2 separate regions of the Homo sapiens genome follow, and region 1 is linked to region 2. A link is a loop called in an ENCODE intact Hi-C map of the cell type or tissue named here. Cell type or tissue: heart right ventricle. All regions are shown on one strand.

Region 1 (8,000 bases), 49 kb after region 2:
GAGGATTAATTATTTTAATACCTTTATTGATATATAATTTACTTATCATAAAATGCACTCATTGTAAATACATAATCCAATGATTTTTAAAGTAAAGTTACAGATTTTGCAACCATCACCCCAAATAAATTTTAGAACATTTTCACCAGCCCTAAAAAAATTATCTCAGGCCTGTCAATCATTGCTCCTAACCCCAGCCCCAAGCAAGCACTGATCCACTTTCTGTCTCTATAGATTTTCCTTTTCTGGAAATTTAATGTAAATGGAATCATACAATATATAGTCTCTTGAGTCTGGCTTCTTTCACTTAGCATAATGTCTTTGAGGTTAATTCATGTTGTCACATGTATCAGTGTTTTCTACATTTCTATTTCCAAATAACATTCCATTATCTGGATATATAACATTTTGTTTATTTTTTATTTTTTTGAGATGGGGCCTATTCCCCAGGCTGTGGCTCACTGCAGCCTCTGCCTCCGAGGCTCAAGCAATCCTCCCACCTCAGCCTCACGAGTAGCTGGGACTACAGGTATACACTACCACACCCAGCTAATTTTGTGTGTTTGTGTGTGTGTGTGTGTGTGTGTGTGTGTGTGTGTATACACACACATACATACGTATTTGGTAGAGATGGGGTTTCCATGTTGCCCAGGTTGATCTCAAACTCCTGGCTCAAGTGATCACCTACCTCAGCCTCCAAAGTTATAGATGTGATCCACTGCGCCCAGCCAACATTTTGTTTATTTACCAGCTCATGGGTATTTGGGTTATTTCTACTTCTTGTCTGTTAGGGATAATACTCCTGTGAATATCTATATGCCAGTCTGTGTGGATGTATATCTTAATTTCTCTTGGGTTGATACCTATAAGTGGAATTGCTGGGCCATATAGTAACTTTACGTTTTAAGTTTTTAAAAAATTGCCAAACTGTTTTCACAGGTAGTTGCACCATATCACATTGCCATCAGCAATGTACAAGGGTTTCAGTTTCTGTGAATCCTTGCCAACACTTGGTGTTGTCCATATTTTCCATTATAGTCATTCTAGTGTGTATATGGAAGTGGAATCTCATTGTGGTTTTAATGTTCATTTCCATAATGACTAATGATGTTTAACTCCTTTTCATTTCTTATTGGCCATGTGTATTTCATCTTTGATGAAATAACTATTGAGTATAGAGTTTTTTAGCTCATCTTATTTTTGAGCTGTTTGTTTTATTATTGAGTTGTAGGAGTTCTTTATATATTTTTGATACAGTTCTTTATCATATGTATGATTTGCAAATGTTTTCTCCTAGTCTGGCTTGTCTTTTTATTCTTAATGGTGTCTTTGGAGTGCAAAAGTTTTAAATTTTAATGGAGATGAATTTGCCTATTTTTTCATTTATGTCTAGTAAAAGAATAATGAATGGTTTTGTGTCTAAGAGCTTTCCGCTTAACCCAAGGACATGATGGTTTTCTCTAATTTTTTTTTCAAGGAGCCTTATAGTTTTAGTTGTTATATTTAGGTCTAAGATCTATTTTGAGTTAATTTTTGTGTGGTTTGGAGATAAGGATTTAAGTTCACTTTTTCACATATTGATATCAAATTTTCCCAGCATCATGTGTTGAAAAGACTATCTTTTTCCTATCAAATTATCCTGTCATGTTTGTCAAAAATCAATTGACAGTGTCAGAGCTTATTTCTAAACGTTCAGTTTTGTTCCAGTGATTTGTCTCTTTCCCTTAATACCACACTCTCTTGATTTCTGTAGCTTTGTAATATGTTTGAAATGAGGGTAATGTAAGTCCTTCACCATTGTTTTTCTATTTCAAAATTATTTTGCCTGGGTCTATTTTTTTTTTGGCTACTGGAAACCCCTCCCTCTTGGGTCTGACAGGGTTGGAGATAGATATGGTAAAATAGAGTATAGGGGACAGAGACCAGTAGACTGTGTCTTGGTCACCGTTGTGTCTTTAGCACCTCATATAATGCCTGGTAGGTCCTAAATACTAAAAAAGCTGTAAAATAAATGGATAAATGTATCTTAAGATTTTTTTTTATCACATGGTATCATCTATGTCTTGGGATTAGGGAAAATTTCCATGTCAAACTAAAGAGTAAAAATTCACCAAGGTTTTGATATGCTCTGATATGATCACTACTACTTGAGCCTCCCCCTCATCGGTTTTATTTCCCACCCATCATAGCTCCTGGAGGAGGATGGAATTAATTTCAAGGGGATTTGGGAAGTAATTGTCTTGTTGTTAGTTATAAATTTTTGAGAGATGATGGAACCTTATCAAGACAGCTTGCTGTTGAAATCTTATAGTTTCCCGTTTAGACCTCTGTTATTATTATCTGATTATTTGATTATTATTATCAAGGGTTTTATATGTCTAACAGTGTTAGATATTGAGAGGACCTTCCTACATGTTGCCTCTTCTGTCTGAAACAGAGCCCCTCAACCCTCCCGGAAAGAAGCACACATACCCCAAACTCTCTCATAATTCTTAGACATTCTCCAGACCTCAACCTCATCATTACTCCTTAGAAAAATCGTTCCTAAACCATAACCTGTATCAACTGCCCTCCTGGAACCCACCATATGCTTCTCGTTGGTAACACTTATGGTGGTTACATATTTAACATTCATTGTTGTGCTTATTTTATAAAGCTTTGAGGTATAGTTGACATACAAAAAATTGCACATATTTACTGTAAACGTTTCAATGAATCTAGACATATGCATACATCTGTGATACCATCACCAAAATCAAGGAGTACTGAATATATCTTTAACCTCCAGGGTATGTGATTAATGTATATTTCTCCTCGGGGATCATCAGCTTCGTAGGGGCAGGAACTGTATTAGTTTTCACTCACCGTTTTGTCCCTATTGATTACTACAGTAGTTGACAAAGTACAACTAACATTTTACCGAGCACTTACTTTGTGCCAGGCATTATTTAAATGCTATGGATATATTAATATACTTAATAACTACAGTGGCCTCTTGGGTTGTTCTTATTGTCATCCCATTTTTTAGATAAAAAAACTGAGGCATGAGGAGAGACATTATGTAACTTGCTCAACGTCATACAGACAATATGTAATGGGGCATAGAGAAGGGTGTCAATAATTATTTGTTAAACAAATGAATGGATGAATAAGAGAAAGAAAGGGTGAATGAAGCTCTTCCCTTGATCCTAGTTGGAAGCATGTCCTCTACAAGAGTGCTGACTTATCTTTTCTTGCGAGATGGATGGGAATACAAGGCTATGGGGATGCCCAGGAGACTGTTTTGGACTCCAGTGCTGCTGACTCTGGAGAGAGGAAAAGGTGGGGGTTGGGATAGTCTAGGAAATGCTGGCTTCGCACAACACAGCCGAGTGGGTGGGAGCCAAAAATAGCCAGTCCTTTGAGTAGAAACTCCTCTAGGGAGGAAACATTTCTTTGAAATTGGACACACAAATTAGCTAATGATATCCAGACACTAAAGAACTGCATGTTCCCCAGACAGCCCGCGGCCCCAGGATCAGACGCTGATCTTGTGGAGCACAGATTAAGAGATGCCGCAGGTCTAGGGTGGGTATAGATTGTTGTGTCTGCCATCCTCACTCACAGCCCTGAGCACAGAGGTGAGGACGCAGCCAGGGGCCAGCACTCTCCTTCCATGTGTGCCAATCCCTGCCTCCCTGTATGTCCTGGGCTGTTTGTCCAGGATGGAAAGTGGCACTGTGGCATTTTTACCTGTTTGTGCTCAGTGACAGTTGACATGACACAGAGTCTATGTTGGCAGTATTTCCAGGCCGAAGCTTAGGAAATCGACTTTAGGATGAATTTTTCAATCTGGGAGACTCTAACAGAGGCTCTGAGCCTGGGATGTGCAAACTACCTGCACTTATCTTCAAAATTGTGTCCAAATGTGCGTTTCTCAAGGGAGAGGGTCCAAAGGTTTCATGAGTAAACAACAACAAAAGCTTTCAACAAGGTATGGGATGTCTCCAAAAGGGTGAGAACCCATGATGATGATACTGATAATAGCAATAATAAAGTAACTTTTCTGAGTGCTTAGAATTTGCTAAGGCCAGGCGTGGTGGCTCACACCTGTAATCCTAGCACTTTGGGAGGCCGAGGTGGGCAGATTGCTTGAGCCCAGAGTTCGAGACCAGCCTGGGCAACGTGGTGAAACCCTGTCTCAAAAAAAAAAAAAAAAAAAAATTAGCTGGGCATGGTGGTGCATGCCTATAGTCCCAGCTACTTGGAAAGCTGAGGTGGGAGGATCACTTGAGCCCCGATGGAGGCTGCAATGAGCTGAGATCATGCTACTGCACTCCAGCCTGGGTCACAGAGTAAGACCCTGTTCCCCAACCCTGCCCAAAAATAAATAAAAAAGAAAATGCCAGATATGCATTAAGTCTCTTATATAGATGATATAATTTAACTGTTGTATCAGTCAGTTTAAGCAGGTTCATGCTACAGTAATAAGCTACTGAGATTTTGGAGTTGTTTATGAAAGTTGATTTCTTGTTCCAGTTATATGAGGTTAGTTGCAGCTCTGCTTCATGTCTTAGATGCAAGAGTCAGACTGACGGAGGGCTCCTTTCTAGGTCATTGCTAATCTCATGGAAGAGGGAAAAGAGAAGGATGTAGATGAAGAGATGGATCTTAAAGATTCTCCTGGAAGTGGCACTGTCACTCCCACTTACATTCCGCTGGCTCCCAGCCCAACATTGGCGAGGATTCCAATTGTCCAGTAGGGAGGAGTCCTGTAGAGAGGAGGGACAGCAGATATTTGAACAATAACATAATCTATTACATTCCTTATAAAAACCAATGCGGTAGATATAGTAGTGATTATTATCATTGTCCCTTTCTTACAGATGTGGAAACTGAGGCTCAGAGAGGTTAACTTTCTCCCCAGTGCTGTGTATTTATTAAGTGAGAGGTTCAAGATTTGCATGGACTTGGTCAGACTCTCGAGCCTACAGCTTTAGCCACTGCATTCATCGACTTCCATTGTTATAGCAGGAGCTTCTCCTCCACTCCTTGTTCCTCCTCCCCAATTCATGGTAATCCACACACACCAGTTTTCTTAAAACTTCATTCATGCTCAAGAGAAAACCATGTCCCTATCTGGATCCTGTGTTTGCATAGTCCCCAGCCTCTGGGCTCATTCTGGATCATCCAGCTAGGTAGGCATTTGTTTGGCAGGATTCCTGCCCACTAAGAGCTTACCATGAGTGTCATGGTGGGAATGAGCTGGGTATTTTTAGAGCTTGGCAGCCTAGCACTGCGGCTTGCTCTTCCCCGAGGTCTGTGGATTAGCCTAGGGGTAGCATATGCCTACGCTTTGCTTGCCTGGTCCTGGTACATGGTCCTGTGTACTGTTAAGAAAACAGATTGTCCCAGGTAGATATGTAGCCAGATATTTTTTTCTCTGTTTCCTTTTTTTTTTTTTTTTTTTTTGGAGCTGCTCCACCCCCTGGTATGGTGCAGCTTCTCCTGGGGCTCCTCTGTAATTTTACAGCAGCTTCTGAGCTAGTGAAGAAGGCGGGATTTGCTCACTTGCAGTTAAGTCTGGCCAGACAGCTGTTAGTTGTTGCCACAAACATCTTATGTGTTTGCAATCTTGCCTGTCCTCCTGGGTAGGCAGAATGCACAATCTCTCCTCAGGGGAAGTGAGAAGATCTAGAAGGCCCAAGGAACAATTATTTTTGGCATCATTGCTCCTCCATACTCATTATCCACATCTGTTGAGCATTCCTGTGGCCCAGAAGCTGATGGCAGTGTCACTGTGGCACCCTAGCTTTGATGTACTTATTGTCAGAAGCTCTGGATAGGGACCACCAACAATGCACTTTGCTGCATAGGTGCTGTGAGTCTCCATGGGAAGGAAAGCTGGAGATTTGCATAAAAAAGTATTTAGAATGTCCAGAAGCACAAACTCAGGTGTCATCCAATTCAACAAACACTTTCTGAGTGCCTACTGTGTGCAGGACATAGGATTTTGCTTCATGTAGAGGTTATAACATTCAAGAGGACACCCGTGGAGCACACAGGCACATCCCCCAATATGGCCCCAGGCATTACAGAATGTGACAGACGTGACATTTTTTGTTTGTTAATTAACTAATTCATTCTAGTGTTGTGGTTAAGCGCATAAACTTTGGGGCCAGACTGGTTGGTTTGAATCCTAGAAATAAAAATAAAATCCTAAACCACCCCAACTAATTAAATGGAACCCCTTCTTGGCCAGGGGGATCCCAGAGAAACCTTGAAAACTGAGTTCCTAGCCATAACCAGACAGGAGCTCAGACTTACCACATTATATCCTCTCCCTTGCTAACCATCATTTGGCTTTCTTTCCTAAGGGTTAAACAGAAACAGGCCATCTCAAAAGACTTGTTCCATCACTGTTTCCAACCAACCACCTGACTCTGCCCCTCGCTTTATACAGGTTTGACACGGCCAACCAAGCAACATTCCTTCCTGATAAGATTTGCACACCCAGAACTAGCTTCTGTTTGCATGAAGTGGTTCTGGTCAGTTTACGGGGGCTGCACACTGAGTGCCTTCATGTCCTCTAATTCACCTTTTGACACATGGGGCCAAATTATAGTATACTTAAATGTTATGTTTTCACCCCAAAATGAACATGGCATGTATATGACATTCATATTAATTTACTGTGCATTTGCGTGCCCTTCTTTTGTGAATATTCATAGCTCCTCCTATAACTTGAGTATGTATACTTAGCCATTCTGTTAGCATAAATTCCTGTCTCACCTTGCCTCCTTTGAAGTGCCTGCCTCTGGTTTCTGCTGGATGCTACACTCCCCAGCCTGCGAGATGGTCAGCTTACAGGCTGCAACCCCTTATAAGAAATAAAGCTCTCCTTTCTAGATGCATGAACCTCGTGTTTCTTCAGTTGACAAATCCTTACTCTGTAACTCACTGGCTATATAACTGAACAAGTGACCAAAACTCTCCCTGCCAAGCTTCTTTCTTCCCAATATGGGAATGACAACAGTACCTAGCTCAGGGAGTTGTTGCAGGGATTATATGAGTTAATATACATAAGGCCCTTGGAATGGTTCCTGGTGCATAGGAAATTGTATCAAAGTGTTGGCTGCTACTAACACTATTATCATTTATGCAATAGATATTTATTGATCTATGTGTCAGTAGACTGTTGTCTACTATGTATCAGGCACTGACCTAGGTCCCAGTTGTGGAACATTAAGCTCACTCCATATCCTTTTACCCTTACGGAGCTTGCATTTCAGAGGTTGGAGGCAGAAAATAAATAAATAAATAAATAAATAAAGTGTCAGGTGGTGATTAAGACATGAATGAAAAATCATACTAGAAAAGTCAGATGAGGGAGATTAATTCCTAATTGAGCAAAGATGATGAAAAACTTCCCCAGAGGAGATGACACCAGCTGAGAAGAGGCATGGTAGTAAGAGGCAGGCACCCAACATGCAATTCCAAAATGAGATTTTGCTAGAGAATGGGAATATCCTTCTTGGGGGTCATATTGTTACATCTTTCTTTTTCTTGCCGCCTATGAACAGGAATTCTAAATAAGGTCAGAGACTGGGGTTGTCTTTTGGTCTTAGTGGCCTTGGTGTTGGACCCCAGGTTCCAGGAAGTCTTTTATCCCAGCAGCAGTTTTTCGGAGAGAAGACTCACTTATATGCAAGACTGACATGAAAAGGGGTTTGCTCTGTATGAGGCTGTGAGCTCAGCCCCATGCTTAAAGTGCTGAGTGGGAAAAAGGGCAGAGACTATGCCTGTTTTGTATTCAAGGGGCTGGCACAACATTTGGTTCTTAGTAGGTGCTCAGTAAAGAATATAAATAGTCATTGAGTGTTTACTGTGTGCTGAAGACATGTCACCAGGTTCTAAGCCTTTGATATTTGTCAACTTATTTAATTTTTACAACTGAATGCCTTTTGTTGTTGTTGTTAGACAGGGTCTCACTCTGTTGTCCAGGCTGGAGTGCAGTGGCA
Region 2 (8,000 bases):
AAAAGTGCCAGAAGAAAGAGTGTTTTCTGGACTAGAGAAAACCAAAGATCTCATTCTCCCATAGGCTACCTATTTGAATTATAATAGAAAAATTTACTAGATTGAGAGTCAGGGAAGACTTGGATTCTAGTCTTGACTGTGTCACTATCACTCCGACCCTGGATGTGTCAACTCTCTTTTTGGGAACCCAGTTTCCAAATCTTTGAAAGAGATTTGGGCCTGAATTCTTCTGAAGTTCCTCACCTTTTCTTCACCAGGGACTCTTCTTATCCTGCGGCTTTTTATCGTCATGGTATACTGTGTGTTTTGCCGGCAAAACAAAATACATTAATTAAGTACTAATCGATTTTATTTAAAAAAATGAATTAACAGCATACAATCAATTGCCACTTAGAAATGCAGATCAACAGAACATAAGGTAACCAGTGGAACTACACTGAGTTATATATATTCCAGCCCAAAGCAAATAAACTTAAATATTTCTTTAATCTTGCCTGTGTTGCCTGGGACAGCCTGATTACAGGGCAGAATTTGAATTATGCCAGGCCTTATGAAATGTTCAGCAGGGCTATAGATTCCTATTTCTCATTTACTGGATCTCAGGTGCCTGTAATCCCAGCTACTCTGGAGACTGAGGCATGAGGATCACTTTAACCTGGGAGGCGGAGGTTGCAGGGAGCCAAGATTGCGCCACTGTGCTCCAGCCTGGGGGATAGAGTGAGACTCCCTTCAAAAAAAAAAATTATTTATCTCATCTCTCTGGGTTCTGCACATATTTGAATTTGCTGCACCTGATACAGACCAAATCAGTGTTTCCTAAACCTCTCTGATATTAAAAATAACCTGTGAGCTCTTTAAACTTACAACCTCTTGGGTATTCCCCCCACCCCACTTTGATTCAGTATGTTTGGGTAAGGTTGCATACTTGCCTTTTTAACAAGGTATCCCCAGGTGATTCTTATCGTAAAGAAAGTCTGGAAACACTGGACTAAGTAACATCCAAGGCCTTACTACTCTAAGTGTGAGCAGCCACATCTGTATCCCCTGGGATGTCTTGTTTAAATTGCACAGGCCAAACCCTACAGACAGACAACTGGAATCTGGATTTTAACAATGGAAGCAGATTGGCTTTTGTTTTTAATTGGCTTTTAATTTGATCTATTTTCTGTTTTCATTGTAATGAGGCTTTCAGCTGCCCCTCTTGCCCTAGGCCTCTTCAGAAGAGACATTTCCCTCTCCTCTCCCTGCCTCCCCACAGGGTATAATAAACACCTGTTGGGGTTTGGTGGGGAAGCTCACCCTGACCTCCCATCACTGAGACACGAGGTGCAAAAGTGTTCTGCACACAGCCTGAGATCTTGCCTCTCAAAGCAGACTTGACCCCCAAGCTTCCACCCCTAGGTCTCAGGAAGAAATGGCCTCAGCAGATTCCAGGCCTCCAGGGCTGTCTGTTTCATGCTCTCAATTTTTACTTGGCTTGATCCGTGCTGTCTCCATCCGGTGTTCTGAGGCATTTCACACACGACTGGTCTTCGGCAACTGGGCCAAGCCTGTTCTGTTCTTTTTCAGTTTTCTTAATTGCAAGGCTTTTTGTTTCCCCACTGGAGAACTCCCATACCAAGAATTCTGAAATCTAGGTACTCAGACCTTAGTGGATGATGTTCTCTCAGCACTTAATTCACTCATCATTCAATAAACTATCCTCAAGCAATTCTATATTCAAAACATTCTGATAATGATGGCATAGTAATAATGATAATGATAATAGTTGGCATGTATTGAAATTTTATTATGTGCAAGAAACTATGCCAGGTACTTTAAATATCTCATTTAATCCTCACAGTAAGTCTGGGATGCTGGCACTATTCTTACCCCTGCTTGACAGATGGGAAAACTGAGGCTCATAGAAGGAAACAGAGTGCACAGTGTCTCTGATATGGTTTGGCTCTGCGTCCCCACCCAAATCTCATCTCAAATTGTAATCCCCACGTGTCAGGGAGGGGCCTGGTGGGAGGTGATTGGATAACGGGGGCGGATTTTCCCCTTGCTGTTCTCGTGATAGTAAGCGAGTTCTCACGAGATCTGATGGTTTAAAAGTGTGTGTCAATTGCTTCTTTTCTACCCATCCCCATCCTTCCGCTGTGTGAGATGTTCCTCGCTTCCTCTTCGTCTTCCACCATGATTGTAAGTTTCCTGAGGTCTCCTTCCCCAGCCATGCCAAGCGGTGAGTCAATTAAACCTCTGTTCCTTATAAATTACCCAGTCTCAGATAGTTCTTTACATTGTGAAAATGAACCAATACAGTCTCACAGTTGAATAGTGATCGAATGTGGTTTCAAACTCAGCCCTCTCTGACTTCTGAGTCTTCAGTGTTAACCATCTCACACACTTATATGATTTAGGCTTGATGGAAACAGCCCACTTTTCATGAAGCATTATCTACAGAGCCTTTAATTTCTACTAATGCCAAGAGGAAAGTGCCATGCCCACCTTGGTGATGACAGAACTAGGGTCTAGGAGTGGATTCATATGGTCAGAGTCTCATGGCCAGGGATTGGTAAAATCCAAATTTGGAATCTGGCTTCTGGCTATAAGCCCAAGGTTCTTTCTGTCATCCCAGACTGTACAGCCCATTATCTCAAGGAGCTGGCCCCTCAGAGGCAGAGAGATCATGTTCAGTATCTAGGAGTTTATGACAAGTACTATGTGGTGCATCCCAGGCTCTGAGGATAAAGTCATGACTCTTGGGTGAGCTCATAATGCGGGCTTGCATTGCTTCAGCCCTTACTTTGTGCTAAGCATGTCACACTCTCTCATTTAATGCTCTTAACCCTACAATTACCCCCATTTTACAGAGGAGGAAACTATAGTGTCTCACACAGAATAGGTGCACAGTGAATTTTTATTGAAAAGAAGAAAAATGGCACGTGAGTTGAATTAAGGAAATGTAGGCCAGGGCTGGGGCAGGAAGGCATACAGTGGCCATACAGCCAGCTGACGGGAATAATCGAGTGCCTGAATATGGAGTTTGAACTTCGTCCTCCGTTTTGTAAGTAGCTAAGGAAGGGAAATGAAATTGTCCATAGTGTGCAGGAAGGACTGGAGGCAGGTGAAAGCATTAGGTCATTGCAGACCTCCAGGTGTGGGTGATATGGCTCAAACTAAGATGGAGAAAATAGGAACACCTGTCAGCATGTGTAGGGGGCAAGAATGTGACTTTAGAGTCAGGCCTGCTTTCAATCCAGCCTCCTCATTTAAGCAAGTTACTTTATCTTCTCTGAGCCTCATTTTTGTTCTCCTTTTAAATGAGGGTGGTACCACCTACTTATTAGGGTTATGTAGCATGTGCTGTTGGGGCTTTCCCATATGCCCCCAGTCCTTGCCTCCATATACTGAAGCTTGCTCACTGTGAACCCCTCCGACTCTGTCTTTTCTGGCTTTGGAAGCAGGTTTAGCCCACCTGCAGGGGGAGTGAAGGTGCTGGAAGCAGCCAACGGTAGGGATTTGTGGATAAGCACTCCAGTCCGTTGTCTTGTAGGCAGGATAACTGTGATGTAGAGTAGATATTTCATGCTATATCCCAGATGTCTCTAGTGATCTTAAGGCCCAGTTGCCTTAAGCAGTCACTTAATTTAAAATTTACCATTTATTGTTTCCTTTTACTTCCCTGTCTCACTTCTCTTTCCTCTTACCAGTGTTTCCTGGGATCATTTCTCAAACCACTGGGAGCTCAAATTCTTTTTCAGGGCCTCAGGTCATAATAATGATAAAACGAAACATTGTATGTTAAGTGCTTAGCACAGTCGTGAGGCCCAAGGTCAGTTCCCCCATAAATGGTAGCTGCTATAAACATCATCATCATTACCATCCTTGTGAAGGTGGAGTGAACTTATTCTTTCAAGACATTTCCACTGACAGATAAATTCATCCAAAATATGAAGAAAAATGGGGGAGGAAAAGGTCACCTAGAATATGCAGAGCAAAATATTGCAATGATTTCTTTTTTTAATGAGATAGTTTATTAATTATTAATCAGTATCTTTAACCTTTAGTCCTTGTTTAACACCATGGATAACAGGTCTACAATTGAGTATAATTAGCCAAATGCCTCTTGCATCCTAAATTGGCTATTCTGAGTTACACAGTTTGATTTTCTTGGAAGGAGGACCTGGTTTCATTAGCACCTAGTTGCAAATGAATCTCCTCCTTGAAGTTTTTGTTGCTATTTGAGCTTGTTTTTAGCTGGAGATTTACTCTTGGATTTTAGTTGTTTTCGCCTTCATCTGTTGAAGAGGTGGGATGATATTGCGTGTGTGTGTGTTTGTGTGTGCTGGAAGTTATGCTTCCAATATTTACAATATTGGCTTTCCAAAGCAGAAGATGATGGGCTTTCTGGGAGGGTGGTTCAATAGGAAACCTTCAGAACCAGTGGGGTTGGATGGTGGAGCAGAGTGTAAAAGGGAGAGTGATGAAAAGTAGAGTGATTGAAAGGATAAGCACATCTGCTTTTAGACTTGCTCACTTAACTTACATGTGCTTATCTGGACCTTGGCCCCAGGGGAGGAGATAGAGGAATGCGTGAGAAGCTGTCTTGAGTGTTAGGGACGGAGTATGATGAATGCAACAACTGTCAGTTCTGTGTCAACTTGGATGGGGCTACAGTCTGTACTCAGTCAAACTCTAATGTAGGTGGGTTGTGAAGGTGTTTTGTAGGTGTGATTAAAGCTTATAATCAGTTGACTTTAAGGGAGGTTATCTTAGATAATCTGGGTGGGCCTGATTCAATCAGTCAGATGCCTTAAGAGTAGAGCTGAGGCTTCTCTGAAGAGTAAATTCCACCTGAGGAGAGAAGGTTTAGCTCATGCCCAGAAGTTCCAGCCTGCCCTGTGGATATTGGACTTACCTACCCATTCCCCACAATCATGTAAGCCAATTCCTTGTCATGTATTTCTTAATATATGTCTCCCGCTCATCTGTTCCTTTAATTGAACCCTCAATAATACAGATTTTGGTGCCAAGAATAGGGCTCTGTTGTAACAAATACCTTAAAAAGTGGCAGTGGCCTTGGAATTGTGTGTTGGGCAGAGGCTAGAATAATTTGGAGACACATCAGAGAAAAAGACTAGACATCCTTCAACAGACTGTGAGTGGAAATACGAATGCTAACAGTTCTGTTTCTGGGGACTCAGAAGTAAGAAACATGTTAGAGAAGGCATACATCATTTTAGAGACTACCTAAATCATCATGAACAGACTTTTGGTGGAAATATGGACGTTAAAAGCATTACCAGGGAGGGCTACCTACGAAGGAAATGTTATTGAAAACTGGAGGAAAGGACATCCTTGTTATATAGTGGCAGAGCATTTATCTGAATTATATGCTACAGTTGTGTGGAAATCTGAACTTGCAAGCAATGAACTTGGTAAAGTGTTGAAGGGGCAGCCTGGTTTCTTCTTGCTCCTTTTAGTAAAATGTGAGAGGAAAGAGATTGAAGCAAGAACTGTTAAGCAAAAAGAAAGCAAGATTTGATGACTTGGGAAATTCTCAGCCTATCTGGATTGCAAAAGATGCTAAAATTAGGAGATTTACTATCAGGAAAGCATGTTAGGAAAGGGTATGGCTGAACAGTTTTTTTTTGCTAGTTCGTTGGAAAGATAAAAAGTCCCAGTATTCAGCCACACAGAGTGCTCTTTGAAGAGATTAGGTATGAGACTCATGTACCCCTTGGCCATCAAATCAGAAGCAAAGAATAGATATTAGGATTATCTAGGAAAGAACTGTGAAGAACCATTTTTTGTCTGATGGAGTGAATCCCCATGACATACTCAGGAGACCCATAAGGTTTTTGAAATTTCCTACCAGCATAAACATTGGCAATTTGGACAGAAGGGAACAGAGAAGATAAAATGAAGGAAGGCCATTACACTCCCTAAATTTTTTTTTTATTATTATTATACTCGAAGTTCTAGGGTACATGTGCACAATGTGCAGGTTTGTTACATAGGTATACATGTCCCCTGTTGGTTTGCTGCACCCATCAACTCATCATTTACATTAAGTATTTCTCCTAATGCTATCCCTCCCCCAGCCCCCTACCCCCTGACAGGCCCCGGTGTGTGATATTCCCCGCCTTCTGTCCAAGTGTTCTCATTGTTCAATTATCACCTATGATATACTCCCCAAATTCTACAGGCAGGAAATGACGGTTAAAACTCTTAGGCTGGAAACACATATTACCCTTCATGAGAAAGGACTGGTTACTCAGAGGGTAGAGCCTCAAGCTCAAAGGACAGAGATGGGAGAGGATTATTTCTAGGCTTTGAAGCCTAATGTTTGCCTAACTGAATCTCTCCTCTCCATTTTTTTTTTTTTTTTTTTTTTCTGGAAACAGTGTCTCACCCTGAAGGCCAGACTGGAGTGTGGTGATGTGATCACTCACTGCACCTTCGACTTCCTGGTCTCAAGTGATTCTCCCACCTCAGCCTCCTGAGTAGGTTGGACTACAGGCATGCACCACCATACCCAGCTAATCTGTTTTTGTATTTTTTTTTTCTTTTTCAGAGGTGGGGTTTCACCACGTTGTCCAGGTTGGTCTCCAATGTCTGGGCTCAAGCATTCCAACCACCTTGGCCTCCCATAGTGTTAGGATTACAGGGATTAGCCACTGCATCCGGACTGCCTAACTGAATTCCAAAATTGTTTGGATGTGGTAACTTGTTTTTTCTTTTCATTGATTCCTTTTTTAATCAAAAACCCCTGTAACTGATATCCCATGCCTGTTCCACAATTGCATCTGGGGAGCAGATAATCCGTTTTCTAGTTTTACAGGTCCACAGTTGGAGAGAAACTTTGACCCAGGAGGGATCATGCTCAGATTCTTATAAGTACTTGACTTAGGTGATTGAGATAAGATTTTAGACATCTGAGCTCATGAGATTTATTTATTTATTTATAATTATTATTTTTTTTGAGACTGAATCTCACTCTGTCAACCCAGGCTGGAGTGCAGTGGCATGATATTGGCTCACTGCAACCTCCACCTCCCGGGTTCAAGCGCTTCTCGTGCCTCAGCCTTCAGAGTAGCTGGGATTATGGGTGCACAGCACCGTGCCTGGCTAATTTTTGTATTTTTAGTAGAGACTGGTTTCATCATGTTGGCCAGGCTGGTCTCGAACTCCTGACCTCAGGTGATCCACCCGCCTTGGCCTCCCAAAATGCTGGGATTACAGGCATGAGTCACTGTGCCTGGTCTGATGAGATTTTGATGAAAATTTTGGACTTTGACACTATCGTGAGTTAGTTTTGGGGAGATGGAGTGAATCTTTCGGAGCAAGATGGTGGCCTGGCAGGCAGAACTACGACCTCTCAAAGATGTTCACCTTCTAAACTCTGACTCCTGTATAAATGTTATGATTTATGGCAAAAGGGATTTTGAAGATGTGATTAAGTTATGGATCCATCTTGAGATGAGAGCCTCATCCAAAATTATCTGGTGGGCCCAATATAATTGTGACTGTACTTATAAGAGGCGGGCATGGAAGAGTCAGAGAAGGAGATGTGACCATGGAAACAGAGTTAGAGTGATGTGGCCATGAGCTAAGGAATGTGGGCAGACTCTACAAACTGGAAAAGGTAAGAAATGGATTCTCCTCTAAAGCCTTAGAAGGAAGCACTAGGAAGGCCTGCTGGTCCATTTTAGGTTTCTGACCTCCAGGACTTTAATACATTTTACATCACTCTAAGCCACTAACTTTATGGCAATTTGTTACAGCAGCAATGGGAAACTTATAATCTGTTAAGTGCCAGGTCTTCTGCTACACTGCTTAGACGTATTATTTTGCTTCTTTCTGCAGTCCTTTAGGACATACGTACTAAATTCCCATTTTGTGGTTGTGGAAACCGAGGCAATGAAAGTTCAGATAGCTTGCTTAAAATGACAGATCTAGTTAGTGGTGGCTCTGGGATTTAACCCCATGCCCGAATGATTCCAATGCCTATG

The links. A loop is a pair of places that touch in the nucleus more often than their neighbours do. Peaks named below come from ENCODE experiments on the same cell type or tissue, not always from the same donor. Only the 100,000 strongest peaks of a DNase experiment are listed, where the experiment ranks them.
Region 1: it touches region 2 in a loop (5-fold over the local background); 8 of 110 quality-filtered maps call a loop at or near these places.

Annotation. Positions count from the first base shown.
Region 1 is chr16:10,084,057-10,092,056 of GRCh38, reverse strand. The region is part of intron 2 of GRIN2A (glutamate ionotropic receptor NMDA type subunit 2A); the gene reads left to right. Among named protein-coding and RNA genes, the nearest start is that of GRIN2A, 94 kb to the left of the region's middle. In heart right ventricle, no CTCF peak of the experiment used is centred here; no DNase peak of the experiment used is centred here; H3K27ac peaks cover 790 bases.
Region 2 is chr16:10,132,578-10,140,577 of GRCh38, reverse strand. All of the region lies in intron 2 of GRIN2A (glutamate ionotropic receptor NMDA type subunit 2A), which reads left to right. Among named protein-coding and RNA genes, the nearest start is that of GRIN2A, 46 kb to the left of the region's middle. In heart right ventricle, no CTCF peak of the experiment used is centred here; no DNase peak of the experiment used is centred here.